Regions from separate parts of the Homo sapiens genome. Here region 2 is linked to region 1. Evidence: chromatin loops called from intact Hi-C (ENCODE). Cell type or tissue: GM12878. All regions are shown on one strand. Links, peaks and the distances in the headings refer to the core of each region. The heading gives the core; the rest is flanking DNA.

Region 1 (2,931 bases), core at 295-2,794:
AAAAAAAAAAAAGGTTTTAAGCCGTTGGCACACAAAGAACCAGTGCTGCCGAAATACCTCTCCCTTTCCATTCCTTTTTTCCATCCTTTATCTGCTCTTTTCAACAGCCTGTATGAAGGCCAAAAATCAAAATATTATTTTGATAAGGCTTTTAGTAATAAATTGCTTTTTAAACTATGCACATGTATTACTTTAAAAATGCTACGTTTTAGAAAGCTGAATTATAATTATCCAGTATTCTATTTAGCACCAAATGGAAAAATTAAAAACTCAGCTTGAATGCTTCTGAATTTATAAGATAAGCCAGGCAACCCTAATACAAGTGTGGACAGATAACTTAATCTCAGCAATAAGTTGTACCAATATATCAAATACTTTAAAGAAGGATAAACATATAAATACAAATGAGTAGACATATGGGATTTAGTAAGTACAAACTAAGTAGAGAAATGTGTGTTTCTGGGGCCGATTACAAAGGAATTACAGCTATCTTTTCCTAAGTTCCTCTATCATGTTATACACTTACACTACACATACATTATCACTAATCCTCACAACAAGCCTAAGGAAGACTGCCCATATTTTATAAGTGAGTAAGAGGTAGGACCAGAATTTTAATATGAAGCTGTCTGACTCCCCGTTCATCTTCTTTCCACTATAACATAAAAATACATATTCAATTTAAATTTAGGATGGGAAAAGTTATGCTCTTTGCTCTTATTCTAATAGCAGATCATTTTCATTTTTTACTTGAAATTTTTTTTTCTTTTTTTAATAACAGAGACGGGATCTCACTGTGTTACCTAGCTGGTCTCAAACTCCTGGGCTCAAGCGATCCTCCTGCCTCGACCTCCCAAAGTGCTGGGATTACAGACATGAGCTACCTTGCCCAGCCAGCAGCTCATTTTAACCATGTTCCATGGTCAAGGATGACATTTAGCTAGTAAGCTCTGGTGTGGCATAAGGGCTAAAGGCTGTTCTGATTAATTAGGTATCTGTTCTGCTTGATTTGTGCCCATGCCATACTAATCATTAAATATTTTTAATATTACACCTGTCCATGGCACAGAACTTTCAGAGTTTTCAATCAAATACTTATTCAGACACTTGAAATAATCCAAAACCACTTCTTATGACATATTTTCCATACCTATAGGTATCACAGGTCTACTTCTATGCAAAATTCGACTGGTCTTCTCTCTAAGTAATAACATGCCAAGAGTCCCAGCTTTTATACTAGAAGCCTAAGCTTTGCCATATTTATATATATCAAAGCATGGGGCGCATCTTTAAATCAGCAGTACAAAATTACTATACTCTAGGTTTTTGCCAGCAAGTCCAACCTTGAAATGATTTCCTGCTTTTCTGGTCAAGTCAGGCTTGTAGCATTTCATGTTTGGGAAGACAGTCTAACACACAGGATACTACCCACACCTTCCTCAGTTCTTGCTATCATATTACATCACCAGAAAGTAATATATCTGGACATTAGCTTATGTCCTTAGATAAAAATGCCCTACACTGTTTCACACAAAGTTATAATCTTGGATTTTATCAAGATTCAATATAAGAAATGACCATATGGGGAAAAGGAAGCAATAGTATAAATATTTCAAAGACAAATCTAAATGTCATCATAACAAAAGTGTGATTTATTTCTGAGATCTTCTTACTCTAGATTTATTTATAAGTTAGTTACGTTAAAATCAGTTTTTCCCAACCAGCATACATAAGGTGTTGTACAAGCTCCCTCAGCTGGTTAAGATATAGAACTACCAAAACACATGTTCCATTAGGTTGACTGCGTCATCCTCTTCAGAAATTTCTGTAACTGCAGCCTGAGATCGAAGAATAGACGTGATGTCATTAGATAATTTGTCAAAGCCATTCTGTGAACATATATTTGCCACTTCTTGCCACTTTTCTATGGAGCAAAAGGAATCATTTATCATAAGACTTTCTACTGCATCTGTGGGGAAAAAATACAATATTATAGTATGGCACTTATTTGATAATCTATACTTTAGTGATTCTTCAAAAATAGAAAAGGACATAATTTCAACTCAGTTACTGTTAAACTCTACCTGATTCCCCTAAGATTAATGATATAACATGCAGTGCTCAGTCAAGCTCATGGTAAGTACTCGTGTTAGTTCCTTCTCCTCCTCCCTTATCATTAACCTCTTCATGTCTCAATTCAACCCTCTACCACTTCTCACATTTCACATCTCCACTCATCTCCTTCTTGTTAAGGCAGCAGATGTTGAAGGCTATAAGGCAGGAGCTCAGAAAGTGATGAATGTGGGCTCATCCTTATTCACAGAGTCTATAAGGCACCACTAGAAACTATGAAATAACTGTAAACCTATAGGTCAAGTTTTCATGATTTCAAACACTTATATAAATGCCTTAGTGGAGCTAACCCAAGGACTGAAGAAACTCTTTGACAAACTCTTTATCCTGTCTCTAGCTGGAGAACTCTTAATGATGGGGCTTCTATAACAAATATTTTTCTTAAGGAAATAAAATCATTTTGTTTGTTAAAGAAATTTAATATTATTTACTTTTAAAAATATCTTAGTGATCTATCAATTTATGGAACTCATTTCTTATCTATTACCTGCATTACTTATGGTACTTCATAAAAGAGGATCACTTTTTAGAATACTGTCATCACTATAATTTTATTTCTACCATAATTATTATTTTTATATGAAAATATTTTAGTTGATATCTGTAATGATAATTTCAAAATATAAAGTTATCTTCCAAAATATGTTTTCAAGTAATTTAAAATGAAGTTGTCTGTTCAACTTCCTATATTAAATTAATGAAAAGAAAATAAAAGTGAGTTTTAATTATTCTCTCTCTCATTTTTTTTGAGGCAGTGTCTCACCCAGGCTGGAGTGCAGTGGCACAGTCACGGCTCAC
Region 2 (2,931 bases), core at 285-2,784, 410 kb before region 1:
AGCTTTAGGGTATGCATGTTTGGCTGGAGTACCTCAGAAGTGATAGTGTGTCCTCCTCAGAACATCACGGATGGGAATGCATGATGTCTATCCACTCATTATTGGTGATGTTCAATCTGATCATGGTAAAATCGATCATTAAATGTTATCCATTTTCTCTATCATATAGTTACTATTTTTTTCTTTTCTAATTATAGAGTAATTTGAGTGGAAGTGCTTTTTAAGACTCCACATAAATATCTTACTCCCCAAGCGTCTCCCACCTCCAGATTTAGTATCCGTTGCTAATTTATGTCTGAATTTGTGACTTTTAAAAACTCCATTGTTCCTTCCATATTTATTAGTTGACATTCTGCTATAATAAAGTGCTTCCTGCCCTTATTTATTTTGATGCTCAGATTATCCCCAGGGCCAATAGGAACTCCATTTATCTATTTCCTTTGTCCTTCTGACATGCTTTATAAATTTGTGTAGCATCTTATTGCTGTTTGGCATCATAGCTGTTCCAGGTCCATTTTGTACTTTCCCTTCCCTAGCACTGGAATCAATTTCTCCAAGAAATTCTGGTTCTTTTAGTGGGACTGGTATTTAAGAACTGTGATCTGTGATCATTGCTGTGCCAGAATGTCATTGTTCTTGACCTTTTCAGCAGATGGAGCTGGGGAATATATATACCTACACACTCATATATATAGCTAAAAAGATAGAGATACATTTAAACATCTTAAGTTTATACTGGTAACCCCCCAATTCCAACACAGCTTCCCACCCTACATTCTTCCTTGGTTTCTCCCATTTATTATTTATGTCTCTTTTCTTCCATAGTGAGAAGTCTGGCTCACAAAACATAATACATTTATTCATTTGATCCATCCTGCAATGTGCATAAAATAGTTTCAGGATTGTATACCCATCGAGTATGAAAAACAAACTGCTAAGAAGAGTTCAAGATTTATTTGCAGTTCTTTTATATTTCTTTACACTGAGCATGAATAGTCAAAGTTCTATGTTCAGAAGTTACTTGGATTAGTTCTGTATTTTAAAAATTCAGCATGGTTATGTTATTCATTTTAAATAAAGTTGGGTTCACTGGAATACAGTTAGGTTTACATTCAGTTTTAGGCTTCTCCCTCTATTCTTGTTGATCTAATTGAATTTTTGAATGTTTATAGAACTTTAACATGATTCCAAAACTCCAGACTATACAAAATAAGATATACTCAGAGAAGTATTCCAAGCTTCTTTCATTTTATTATCTTTTAAGTTAGCAATCTGCTTTTAAAGAATATTGAGAATTTAAAATCAAACACAGTGTTTGGCTAGGTGCATTTGTGTGGTTTTTGGATGGGTAGGTGGGTAGAGATATTACTGTCTGTTCTCCAAGTCATAGAAAATATGGAGAATGAAAATCGTCTTTCTCCTTCTACCAGGAGCCTAAAAGGGTGAATGTATTCAAAGTGGTTAAGGTAAAAATTGGGTATGACATTAATTTCATCGGAAAACAGCTTCAGCAGGCCTGGCAGGGTAGGGTGAGGGTTTGGAAAGGCTCTGGTGCTTTCAGGGCGTGACACTAGGGGGCACCTTGGCTCTGATGCTGCCTTCAGGCTCCCTTCTCTGCCAGAGCGAGGCTGGGAAGTGAGGTTCAAGATCTCCAGCCCTGAAGGCCTCTCCAAACTCCGTTGGTTGTTCTGTGCCATCTTGTAGGGTTTTGACCCAGGGGTGGACAGAAGTTGAAGGACAGGGACATTCTCAGGCCTCTGGCCTTTTCCCTCGTTGACCTTCTTAACTTCCTGCCCTCTAGTCAGCATTTTATTTTGTTTAGGTTGGCAAAAGTGGCTGAGTTAAGTAACCTGTCCAAGGTCATCATTCAACCTCCAAGCAGTCCAGTTATTTTCAATATGCCATTTTAGAAAGGTTATAGACAGCGGCCATTTATGCTGTGTGCCTGTCTGCCTGTAAAATAAGATTAAGTCCATATAATTTCCTAATACAAAACAAACTGGCACAAAGTAGACATAGTGGGAATATTATTAGTTACACGTTATGAAGTTGGAAAATTCAAATGAGAGCCATTTAAAGTAAATATAGAATTAGCGAGATTAGACCAAGAGGAAAAAAGTTGAGCTGATAATTAACTCAACATCTGATCCCCCCAAAGCAATCACAAATAAATTCATTATCCCTATTGCTCGTGAAACCTGGGGGCACTCCACTTGTATAAGGAATTTGAGGTGCATTAACTTTAAATTGCACTTGTCTGCTTCTTGTTGCTTGTGTAGGCATGTTTGCATTGCTTACATTAATGCTTAGTAATTCAGTGGCTAATGTGAAATCCCCCTGCTTTAACTTTGGGGAAGATAAAATTAAATTGTGCCTTCATCAATAAATACAAGAATAGGTTAAAGGCTGAACTTGTTTTTAAGAACATCACCTATCTCATCAGGAGTGACTGGTTAAATACTGTTCTGCCTAGGGCAGAATCAAACGCAGTTTGGGGAAATGGGGCAGCAAAAGGCCATGGTGGCCTTTTCAGCTTTCTTTCTATTTGGTATATGCATGGTAGGAGATGCCAGATTCCTATTTAACCTCTTCTATTTACAAAACTGCTTATGCCAAAATTTATTCATGAGTGCTTCCATTAAAGCTTGTAGTGAATTTTTTCCACCTGGGATTGTTGGCATTTGATTAGTGGGAGATGGTTAAATCACACATATGAATAGTTAGCTAATATTTTTGCTTTCAGTGTTTGTTTCCATTTTTAAAATTTTTCCTCTCTTTTGCCTACATTAGAATTTTTTTTTCTTTATTTCCCACTTTCTCGTAATAATATATTTTCTGGATATCTTCCTTTGAGTGGAAAACTACCTGAATTTTAAATTTAAGTGATCGTAGAAGTTTTAGAAGCAGTAAATATTTATTATATTCAGCCTC

The links. Hi-C counts contacts between places; a loop is a spot of excess contacts. Peaks named below come from ENCODE experiments on the same cell type or tissue, not always from the same donor. Only the 100,000 strongest peaks of a DNase experiment are listed, where the experiment ranks them.
Region 2: a loop joins it to region 1, with 7 times the contacts of the local background. A loop is called at or near these places in 7 of 110 quality-filtered maps.

Annotation. Positions count from the first base shown.
Region 1 is chr2:55,174,018-55,176,948 of GRCh38, forward strand. CLHC1 (clathrin heavy chain linker domain containing 1) reads right to left here. Exons shown (of 13, transcript NM_152385.4): 13 at 1-1,969. The coding sequence ends at 1,773. Among named protein-coding and RNA genes, the nearest start is that of CLHC1, 57 kb to the right of the region's middle. In GM12878, for the core only: a CTCF peak has its summit at 1,762 (motif pointing left); no DNase peak of the experiment used is centred there.
Region 2 is chr2:54,762,258-54,765,188 of GRCh38, forward strand. The region is part of intron 2 of EML6 (EMAP like 6); the gene reads left to right. Among named protein-coding and RNA genes, the nearest start is that of EML6-AS1, 13 kb to the left of the region's middle. In GM12878, for the core only: a CTCF peak has its summit at 1,584 (motif pointing right); no DNase peak of the experiment used is centred there.